Linked DNA regions of Homo sapiens: regions 2 and 3 are each linked to region 1. The links are chromatin contacts, found by Hi-C or POLR2A ChIA-PET in ENCODE. All regions are on one chromosome and are shown on one strand. The core of a region is the stretch at or near the end of the contact, and the rest is flanking DNA. Distances in the headings are between cores, read along the strand shown. Region 1 holds the start of RBM38-AS1 (RBM38 antisense RNA 1). Region 2 overlaps BCAS1-AS1 (BCAS1 antisense RNA 1). Region 3 has its middle 15 kb from the start of BCAS1-AS1.

Evidence for each region. Hi-C counts contacts between places; a loop is a spot of excess contacts on that map. ChIA-PET counts read pairs that join two places held with the same protein, here RNA polymerase II (POLR2A). Pooled maps may share reads with other maps.
Region 2: a loop to region 1 is called in a map with no recorded cell type, with 9 times the contacts of the local background. The contact joins the enhancer-like site here to the promoter of RBM38-AS1 in region 1. A Hi-C loop is called at or near these places in 2 of 37 single-sample maps with no recorded cell type and 5 of 50 pooled maps. POLR2A ChIA-PET finds 5 or more read pairs at or near these places in 1 of 52 experiments (activated B cell).
Region 3: a map with no recorded cell type shows a loop between it and region 1 (11-fold over the local background). The contact joins the enhancer-like site here to the promoter of RBM38-AS1 in region 1. A Hi-C loop is called at or near these places in 2 of 37 single-sample maps with no recorded cell type and 5 of 50 pooled maps. POLR2A ChIA-PET finds 5 or more read pairs at or near these places in 1 of 52 experiments (activated CD8-positive, alpha-beta memory T cell).

Annotation. Positions count from the first base shown.
Region 1 is chr20:57,391,648-57,395,043 of GRCh38, reverse strand. RBM38-AS1 (RBM38 antisense RNA 1) reads left to right here and starts at 1,988. Exons shown (of 2, transcript NR_149006.1): 1 at 1,988-2,765. RBM38 (RNA binding motif protein 38) reads right to left here. Exons shown (of 4, transcript NM_017495.6): 1 at 3,226-3,396; 2 at 2,267-2,390; 3 at 1,711-1,765. RefSeq lists enhancers at 1,986-2,175, 2,930-3,396 and a silencer at 3,026-3,215.
Region 2 is chr20:53,924,894-53,928,563 of GRCh38, reverse strand. The region is part of intron 1 of BCAS1-AS1 (BCAS1 antisense RNA 1); the gene reads right to left. Among named protein-coding and RNA genes, the nearest start is that of BCAS1-AS1, 11 kb to the right of the region's middle. Within about 2 kb of position 2,352, at least 12 of the 41 ENCODE cell types and tissues checked have a DNase peak (open chromatin) inside an H3K27ac peak, as active enhancers do.
Region 3 is chr20:53,898,504-53,901,993 of GRCh38, reverse strand. No RefSeq gene overlaps it. Among named protein-coding and RNA genes, the nearest start is that of BCAS1-AS1, 15 kb to the left of the region's middle. Within about 2 kb of position 2,158, at least 19 of the 41 ENCODE cell types and tissues checked have a DNase peak (open chromatin) inside an H3K27ac peak, as active enhancers do.

The sequences.
Region 1 (3,396 bases), core at 739-3,238:
AGGATGCCACTGCCAAGACAGACCCAGCTGGTAAGGGGCAAAGTCAGGATTCGAACCCACCTCTGCAGGCCCCAGAGGCCAAGCACTGATGGGTATGGAGTCCCAGAGGTAGCTGTGTGGATCAGAGCGAGCCCAGACGCACGTGGGAAGGCCTTATCCCACTGTAAGCAGAAAAGAGCTGCAGGCACTGGAGGCACACACCCTCACCTCTGGGCAGCTGCTCCCGCCCAGTCCATGCCCCCAGGCGCCTGCTGTGGGCCTGGGGAATGGAGCCAAGGTTCTGGAAAACAAGGAACACCCTCTTCATGTGGCCTGAACCCCATAGGAAGAATCTCGGTGAAGGCATGAAGGCTACAGTGTCCCCAAACACCCTCTAAGACGACTCTAGACATCTACAAAACAGATTCCAGGACGAGACGGACAGGGCCGCCTGCTCCCACCACCCTACACGCTCCCTTCCCAGGAGGACAGAGGCACCCCGGCAGGAACCTGAGCTGCCCGGCCACTCGCACAGGCTAGAAGGGCCCCGGCCACCCTCCAGCACCCCTCAGCCAGCGGCTCCTCCCACTGCTACACTTGCACACATCCACCAATACACACGGAAGCCGGCAGGGAGCCCCCGAGTCACCCCAAGCGTTCCCAAAAAGTGGGCACAGCAACTTCTGCTGGGGCCTCTGACCCATTCACCTGGGAGCCAGGCCCCAGGGGACCCATTCACCTGGGAGCCAGGCTCAGCCGGGTTCCACAGGATCCTTGTCCACACTGCCCCAGTCAGGCAGGTTACTCCTCAAGCTGTGTCTCTCTCAATGGAATCTACGTGGTGCGCACATGCGTGAGCACACACACGTGATCAACTGGCATTAGGGATTTGGATTCAGAAAGTTCATGAAGTGCCAATGCCCTGAAAGGGGTGGTGGTCTCTGAGCTGCCTTCCCCTCCAACTCCAACCCCATCAATATGCCACGGCGCTAGGGCAGACAGCTTCCATCCATCATGGGGGTGGGGAGGCAGGCCGCAAGGCAGGACTCTTTGTATCCCTTAAGTGTGTGTGTCCCTCCCCAAGCAGCTGCCAGGACTTACTAGATGTTTTAAAAAAGGGCAGGGAGGTGGGAGGCGTTTTAGGATGGAGAAGAGTGGGCTGCGCTGCTTGTAAATGAGTCAGACTAGAAGCCCATAGGCCAGGCCACTCAGGCAGGTGGCCTCCACCCCAAACACATCGTATCTACAGCAACGTTCACAAACATCAGACCTTGGTAGCAATGACCTACTGCCACCACCTGCCCCAGCACTAGAACAGGTGAGAGGAGTGCCTGGGGAAGAACTCAGCCTGCCAGTCCCTAAGAGTCATCAGCAAACACTTCAAGAGGGCGTTACCTGCACCAGGCCCACCCTAGGCCCTCCATTCAGAGAACTCAGATGTGCTGTGACCACTCCCATTTTACGGGTGAGGAAACTGAGGCCACACACCTAGCGAAGGGAGCTGGGGTGTGTACCAAGGCAGGCAGGCTCCAAGGCTCACCATCCCCTAGGTGGTATGGCCTCTGCCAGGGATGGAGAAGTGCAATCTGCCTTCTCTTCACTCCCTTGGCTTAAACGCAATCAAATGTCTGAAAACTGTCATTTCCCCAGCCTTCCAGACCCAGGAAGCCCAAGGCCCTCTCCACTTCATCTCCACGGACTACCCACCCCAAGCCAGCCATGTCCACTCACCCGTAAGTCCGCTGGATCAAGGTGGGGTGCAGCTGCTGCACCCCAATGGCAAAGCCTAAAACGAGAGAACAATCAGGGACTTGGCCTTGCTGCACGAGCCACGTCTCAAGGGCTGCACACAGGGTGGCAGAATCCCACAAGCCACACACCTCTAGTCAAAAGGGATCATCCGCTTCCTCTCCCCTCCCAGGCCTCCCCCTTGTGAACCCCAAGGCACACCGCTGAAGTGTGGCAGTGAGTGACGCAGGTGTCAGCAGCCACTGGTGTCGGCACTCCCAACCTCCAGGCCCCATGGCCACTTCCTCCCTCCTGCGAGGACAGCTGGCAACTGGGGTGCAGTACCCTCCCTGCCCCCCGCCCCCTTCTTTGGGCCACACGCTGTGAGAAGGGGTCTAGATCCTCGAGGGGGGGATGGCTGCCCTGTGCCGGCTCTGCAGGCACATGATAGCCGACTGCCACTGCTGGGGCGAGGAGGGGGGGCCTCTTTCCACCCGACAGATACCGACACCCAATATAGAAACCGAGAAGAGCCAGGCAGGAAAACACAAGCTCTCACCCGTCTGGAGGCTCCGCGGCTTGGCGCCCAGATATGCCAGGTTCACGTTGGCCTTGCGGCCGTCGATGATGGGGTTCGGGTCTTTGCAAGCCCTCTCAGCTGCCGCCCGGTCGGCCATGGTCACCTGGTGGAGCAGAGACACATCAGGGGCTGCCGTGGGGGGAACCAGGGGCGAAAGGGGCAGACGGCTCCGCCCTGGCACCGGATGCTGCCACCCCTCTCTTCCCTTCCTCTGAGGGTGCCTGTGACCCAGGGTCCTTGAGCCAAAGCTCCTCTGAACCCTACCTGGGGCTCTCCCACAAAGATGCCTCCTGGATTCCAGCTCCTCCCGTCAAAGTTCAAGGCCTGGGAAATGTGGCCTTCAAGGACAAAAATAATCCCCTGCGGGGATAGGGCAAAAATGAACCCCGAAGGGAGCTTGGGGGGCCGCCTGGACTTGCCCACCAGTGAGGGCCGAGACTTTCCTCTGAGAAGGAGTTTGCGACGCTATGCTTGGAAGGTAAGCAGGAAAGTGTCTTCAAGACGTTTTTACTTAAGCTGATGTTTATTTGGGGCGGCTGAGAGGGCTGTTAAAAATATGGGGGAGGCCGAAGAGCTCCTAACACCCCGGGGTGGAGCCATTGCTCCTCACCCCCCGCTGCTCCAGGAAATCCCGAGTGCCCTCTGGCTCCAAAACCTCCCCACCAACTTAGGAGTCCTAATTGAACACAGCGGCTCTTCCTTTTAAACCGGGGGTGGGGGTGGGGGTGGGGGTGGGGGTGGGGGCCGGGGCCTGGGGTGGTGGGGGCGGGACCGGCAGGAGCGCGCCCGGGAGAGGCGGCAGGTGCGGGCGCCGGCTGGAGGCGCCTGGGGCGGGGGCGGCAGCGGGCCGTCTGGGCGTGTGCCCCGGAGTGGACTCGGCGCCCGGGCCGCGATAAGGTGTGCGGCGGGGTGCGGGCCCGGGCGCGGGGGCCACTTACGAAGCCGTAGCCGCGGGACTTGCCCGTCTGGCGGTCGGTGATGACCACGGCCTCCTCGATGTCGCCGAAGCCCTCGAAGTACTTCCTGAGCGAGGCGTCGGTAGTGTGGTACGGCAGGCCGCCCACGAAGATCTTGGTGAACGTGGTGTCCTTCTGCGAGCCGTGCATGGC
Region 2 (3,670 bases), core at 1,103-3,602, 3.5 Mb after region 1:
AGATCGCGCCACTGCAGTCTGGCCTGGGCGAAAGAGGGAGACTCCGTCTCAAAAAAAAAACAAAAAACAAAAAACAAAACTAGCCAGGCTTGGTGGTGCATGCCTGTAATCCCAGCTACTCAGGAGGTTGAGGCAGGAGAATTGCTTGAAACCGGGAGGCAAAAGTTGCAGTGAGCCGAGATCCCGCCATTGCTTCCAGCCTGGGCAACAAGACCAAAAACTCCTTCAAAAAAAAAAAAAGATACAAAAAAATTAGCTGGGTGTAGTGGTGTGTGCCCTTAGTCCCAGCTACTCAGGAGGCTGAGATGGGAGGATTGCTTGAGACTGGGAGGCGGAGGTTGCAGGGAGCTGAGATGGCATCACTGCACTCCAGCCTGGGCAACAGAGCAGGGTCACACGTTTGACCTTCAGTGGTCACACGTTTTTGGGTTTTTGTTTTGTTTTGTCTAACAAAAAACAAAAAACGTGTGACCACTGAAGACTAAGCAGGACAGAATATAACTTCGTCATGCACACTCCTGAAGGTTATATTAATAGATTCTGGGTTACTGACTCTAAGTAGCAGAAACTAATCAGCAAAGATAATTCAAGAGGTTACATAAGCAAAAATAATAGTAATAAATAGGAAAAAAGAGATATCGTTTTATTAATGTTGATAAATGCCACACATCCCAAAATACTAAGTCAGGGAAAGAGGACGGGATGTTATGGATAGCCAGCGACAGCTTCTCTGAGGAGGTGACATGGAGCATGAACCTGAAGGACAAAGGGAGCAAGCCCTGGAGGAATCTGAGACAACATCATGGTTTGAAAACACCCACTGTTGTCTTTCTCTTGAGGATCCCCAGGACACGTGAGGATACTAAAGGTTCTGAGAATCCCTGCAGTAAATAACCAGTTGCAAGTTGCTGAGCCCAGTGCCCCTGAACTTATTAAAACCTGTGATTCCACGAATTAGTCATCCTCTTCACAAACTTTGTAAAATATTGGATCAGCGGCCGGGCACAGTGGCTCACTCCTGTAATCCCAGGTATTCAAGACCAGCCTGGCCAACATGGCAAAACCCCATCTCTACTAAAAATACAAAAATTAGCCAGGCGTGGTGGTGCCTGCCTATAGTCCTAGCTACTCGGGAGGCTGAGGCAGGAGAATCACTTGAACCCGGGAGGCAGAGGTTACAGTGAACCGAGATTACGCCACTGCACTCCAGCCTAGGTGACAGAGTGAGACTCCATTTCAAATATGTGTGTGTGCGTGTGTGTGTGTGTGTATATATATACACACGCCCCATATATATATATACATGTATGTATAAGATCAGGAGCCAAATCCCCGGGGAGCACCTATTTTAGATGTGAAGGGAAAAAGCAGATAGAAATTGGTCCAGAGAAAGAGGTGAGCTTCCAGTGCACCCTCCACACAGCGGCCAGAATGAGTCTTTTAAAATTTAAGTCAGATCAGCTCCAAGCCTTCCAATGGAAGAAACGGGGAGAGGAGTTTGGAGGCTGTTGCTGTCACGCAGCTCAGTGATGACTGGAATTTGACTGAGGTGCTGCTGCAGGATGGTGAGGAGTGATCAGATTCTGGATTTATTTAGAAGATGGGGCGGGTGGGGTTTGCTGTTGGACTGGATGAGGGTAGGAGACAAAGGCAGGAGCCCAGGTTGATGATGAAGGACTCGGGGCTCTGAATCAGGAGCGGCTGATTCATGCTGTGTAGTTAGCATTTTGGAAAGGTAGGGGTGTGTGTGTGATGCAGTCAGATGGTAGTCAGGAGCATTTACATACGTGAGTCAACCTGGGAGTGAACTTGTGTCCAACTGAACATGAAGCAATTATTCAAAGTTGGTTTCCGGAATATTCCCAGGGTGAAATAACTTCCTGTGTTTATCACTGCCTTCTCAGTTGAAGTGTTTGCTTGTCTAGTGAACTGAGTTAGCCTTGTCTGTTGAAACTGGCAGTGGTGGGGCATGTAGGAAAAAAAAATTCTATGAAAATCTCAGGGAGCTGACAGACACTTCTAAAAGAAAAGAAAGTGAACAACATTATCCCTGGCCTCTTTTATGAGAGGGGAATTGATTGATTTATTCAATGCCTGATTGAGTATTGCCTATGAGTAAAGATTTAGGGGAGTGATAAATCAGAAAAACACAGAACACCCCAGTATAATGGGAGGGAGCCACTCCAAAGGCCAAATGTCGAGAAAATACTATAGGAGCTGCCACATGCATAACTGTATTGCAGACCCCTGTGTGATATGCTGGAAGTCTTGGTTAAGAACATGGATTCCCACTGAGCTAAGTGGGAGAGCTTGTTCAAGCTAAGACACTGAGCTAGAACATCCTGTCTCAGTTTCTTCACTATAAAATGGGCGTGGTGCTATTATGGTAATAATGGCGTTGTTCTATGGTGATAATACCATCATCATGGAAGTAAATCAGATACAGACACACACTGCTCAGAGCAGTGCCTGGCATCAAGTTAGCACAAAATCAGCATCTGCAACGTTTATTATGACGCTGTTTCAGACATGTATTTTTCTTTATTATGAAACCACAACGTATTTTTAAACGTTAGAGGAGAGAACGGAAAAACAACCATGATAATCCCATTCCCCGGCACAATCTTAATTTTACACAGTCCTTGCAAATATTTTTTACATTGACCATTTCATACTTATGAAAGTAGCTGGCATATAGTAGGCACTCAATTAAATGCTCGCTGGCTGACTCCCCAGTTCAGTGCAAACTATTTTGTTTTATGCTTTGTGTATGTAAAATTATATCAGATATATTTCGCTTTGGTTTCTTTTTCCTCATAAACAACACGATTACAATTTTATGGCTACAAGATATCTCATGGTGTCAGTGTAACAAGCCTTGAATAAGTCATTTTTCTTTTGCTGTACTATTATACGTGGAATTACTACAAACCACACTATTTTAGATAACACCACATTGAACTGTTTTGTACACAGTGTTTTGCCTTTTTTTCTAAAATTTCTTAAGACAACTGTGGAATTTGGAAATAAATACTCTCAGCTAAACTTTTAAGTTATCTGTTAGGTAGCCTAAAAAAGTTAAACCAAAATGAGATTCTTTTTATAAGATCAGGTTGTAATAAAATGAACTTCACAAGATGACAGTCACGTGAACGAAATAGTGACCTCATTTTCATTTTGAAAAGCTGCTTTCCCCTCTTCTGAAAAAGTTGTATTAGAAACGATTCCTCCAATACTCTAGTGATCTTTTATCTGAGATTAATAAAAGATACGAGTATTTTGATGTATTCATTAACAAAAGAACAATAAATTCACCTTTAGTAGGTGTAAGTAAGGAAAGATCTCAGCAGATCTGGTTAACTCTAAGTCTGGCTTTAGAAAGCCACAGTGGGTTGGGCATGGTGGCTCACGCCTGTAATCCCAGCACTTTGGGAGGCCGAGGCGAGTGGATCACCTGAGGTCAGAAGTTCAAGACCAGCCTGGCCAACATGGCGAAACGCTCTGTCTACTAAAAATACAAAAATTAGCCAGGCGTGGTGGCAGGCACCTGTAATCCCAGCTACTCGGGAGGCTGAGGCAGAATTGCTTGAACCCGGGAGGCAGAGGTTGAGGTGGGCTGAGGTCATGCCACTGCCACTCCAGCCTGGGCAACAGAGAGAGACTCCATCTC
Region 3 (3,490 bases), core at 909-3,408, 3.5 Mb after region 1:
GATGAGAGACACGGAAGAGGGAAAAGCAAGGAAAGACTTTAGTGAGCTCTGAAGTCCCACCTGCCACTCCACTAAATGCCAGAATCATCTGGCCTCACTTAGTGGGTGGAGCAAATTCCTGCCCCCCAGGGCCTCCCTCCTGAACCTGCAAGGTTGGTGGGAGAGGGAGACCCTCCCCAAAAGAGGAAGCCTGTTGTGTTGAGAGTGATTTCAGAGACCTCAGCCAGGAAAGGTAAATCAAAATAACCCTTACACTCCGCCTCCTTCTTCCTTTAGAGGGGAATGTTTCCTGGCACGGGTGCTGCAGCTTAATAAATTGCATGCAGTAGATTTCAGGCCTTGAGAAAATCTTAACACTAGCTAATATGACCAGCACTAACAAAATTTCTTGGAGCTTATAATAACAAAAAAAGCTCATTGACGGATTCCCACTTTTATTCCTGCCCCCCTTTTCCACTTAGCCTTAAATTTTTTTTAATAAGAAATTTTTATTAACAAAAACAACAACAAAAAAAAAACAGAGTGAAGCACTTCACAAGATCTTGCCCAGTTTATTTTTTTAATCTGTAATAATGAGCATAACAGTTCAGCAATGGAATACTCACTCCAACAAAATCTCCAGATCTTTACATCCTGAGTCTGCGAGGGCTGGACACATGCCCTTGCTAATTATCAACCTTCTGAAACAGCTCAAGACATGGGATTAAAAACTGCTGTGGAATTTGAACTCACGGACATTCATCTGAGTCAGCTACTCTGAACTCGCATCTACTATAAGGACCTGAGCATTTCCTTCTCCCGTTTCCTCAGGACCTGCTCGGGGGTGTTCAGGGGAAGGTTGTCACAAACATACTTGCAATAAAAATAATCAAACAAATGGAGAGCATGTCTATTTCCGGAATTAGATTCTTTTGATAGTGAAGGAATCAAATGGGATAAGGGGCAGGGAGAAGTCAGGTAAGTCCAATATTACTATGTCCACATGCTTAAATTTCACTCCTCGGGGGCTTATTGTCCCTAACAATGGCCCTTTTAGCTATGGAATACGGGGAATGACTAACCTTTTTCTAGCCTGTCAGTGAGAACTACCACTATATATTGGTAAGTATTTCCGTACAAAATTCACTTGGAAAGGATATTGTTTCAAGCCTGGACAAAGCTCATATTGTCATGTTCCAGTTCCAGTTATTTTAGGCAAGGAAGGGGAATTTCCACTGCTCCCTACAATCAGTTTTGAGCACTTAGCTCTGAGTAATAACTTCCTTGTAATCTGTCAGAGCCCAAGTTATTTAACAGAGGAAAGAAAAAATCCCCTGATACTATGCATGAAATTCTTAGCCAAGCAAGCCACTTTAAGAATACATCAATTAGCTCAGGCAGGAGTAAAGACGTGACCTCATCCAATGGAGAGAATGCAAGCAACTTGATTCTAAAAGGAAGAAATGAAATGAGTCAATGCAAATTCCCAGATAGGATACAAAACTAAGAGTCATTTAATGTCAGTGTTGATGATAATAGTAGCTCCCATTCATAGCATACTTATCATAGGCCAAGCACTAGCCCATCCAAACCCCTTATTGCCCTGGTCCTATTAAAACTATTTAAGTTTTATTTTCAAGAGTCAACTAATGTATGCTAAATAAATAATAGTACAGGTGGCAACAGATATGGCAAAAATCCAAAGTAATATGCAAATGACAACTGGGAAACATTAACTGAACAATACCATTTCTATAAATACATAACAAATACACCATCATAACAAAGAAAGTAAATAAAATTACCGTGTATTGAAATTGGAGTTTAATTAAGTGCCAGCCATTTTATAAGCATTAACTCTAAGCCTCACAAAAGCCCTAAGAATTGGGAAGTATTGCTATTCCCATTTTACAGACATGGAAAATAAGGCTTATATTGCTAAGTCATTGGTTCAAGGTCACATGGCTAAAGTGGCAGAGCTGGGATTCAATCCCACTCTCGCCAGATGCCAGAACCCAGGCAGATGTTACTGTGGCATTATTGGCACTTGTGTCAAGCCCGGTGAGGGATTTCAGCAACCCTCAGTCTGGATGGTACCACACACTCCTCCAGGCAAAGGAAACGCCCACAGGCCACTGAAAAAAGAAGCCACTTCCTGTCCCTGCAAAGAGAGAACATCACCATCCTTGAGTCAGGTTCCTCACCATCTCTGGGCTCAGCCTCTCAGCTAAACAATTTATCTTTGGAGTGACAGGTGATGACTTAGTCACCCTGGCTCTGCCCTTCTCCCGTTTCCTATAAACCAGCTGTGTTTCACGGGTGATTTAGAGCATAACCACAGAACACATAGGCTTTTATGGAACAAGCAATAATTGGGCACTGCAGAGAAGCTGTCATGCCCCCCTCACCCATCCCCCCACCCCATTGGCAGAGCTAACAGCTCCCAGCTGCTCTCATTCAGCAGCACAGAAGCCAATTCACCTGGGAGATTATCTCCTCACTCTTAATGAGGCCAGCCTACAGCCAGTAACTGACTGTTCCAGGCCATGAAAGGCCAGCGCCTTTGCTTCAACATGAGCTAATGCTGGGGTGCAGTATCTGCTCCCGATACACGCAATGTATATCCCCAAGGCATCAGGCTGAAGCTAGACTCCAGTTCACAAAAACCTCTGCTTCGCTCCTTCTCCCACCGTGTCCTGCTTCCTTGGTTCCCACTCCCATGGGAGCCTTCCCTCACTAAACCACTGCCCCCAACCCCCATCCCCAGTGCTGCTTTCAAACCCAAAACACCACCCACCATGTGCCACCATGATGGGTACTGGAGACGTGTGTTAACTAAGTGGGATTTTTGAACTTCAGGAGCTCATACTAGTGAAGGAAACAGTTACATAAACCCAATAGAATAGGGTAAGAACTATAATAAAATGTGCATTCTTTTTACTCTTTCTCTTATTTTAGTACCTCTGTGCACCCAGGCCTATGATAAGCATTATTCAGACATTGTTCCATTTGATTCTGAGAACAAACCCATGAGGGAGGCACTGCAATTAACCCTTTTCATGGACAAAAAAAAACCCCAAGTGTTCACAAAGGTTAATTAACTAGCCGTTAAGTGTAGAGATGGTACTTGAACCCATTCTCTTTAAATTTCCTCGCTCTTTTACAGGGCGTCTTTCCCGCTTCTTGAGATCAGCCGTCAGCAAACCATGCTCCCTAGGCACTGCCTGTTTCTGCAAATAAAGTTTTATTAAAACACAGCCACACACATTATTTACCCATGTCTATGACTGCATTTAGTCTACGAAGGCAGAGGTGAGCGGTTGACACAGAGCCTGGAGGGTCTGCAAAGCTGAAAATATCTACGTCTCCCTTTTTATGGCTACAGGAGTAGCCAGCCCTCCTCTATTTGATGAGCTTCTGTTCTTCTTCAGCCTCAGAAAAAGAGAAACCAGGAATTTTCTTCCGTCCAAATCGAGGTTCTCCATCAACTGCTGCCTATAGTGGAGCCTGT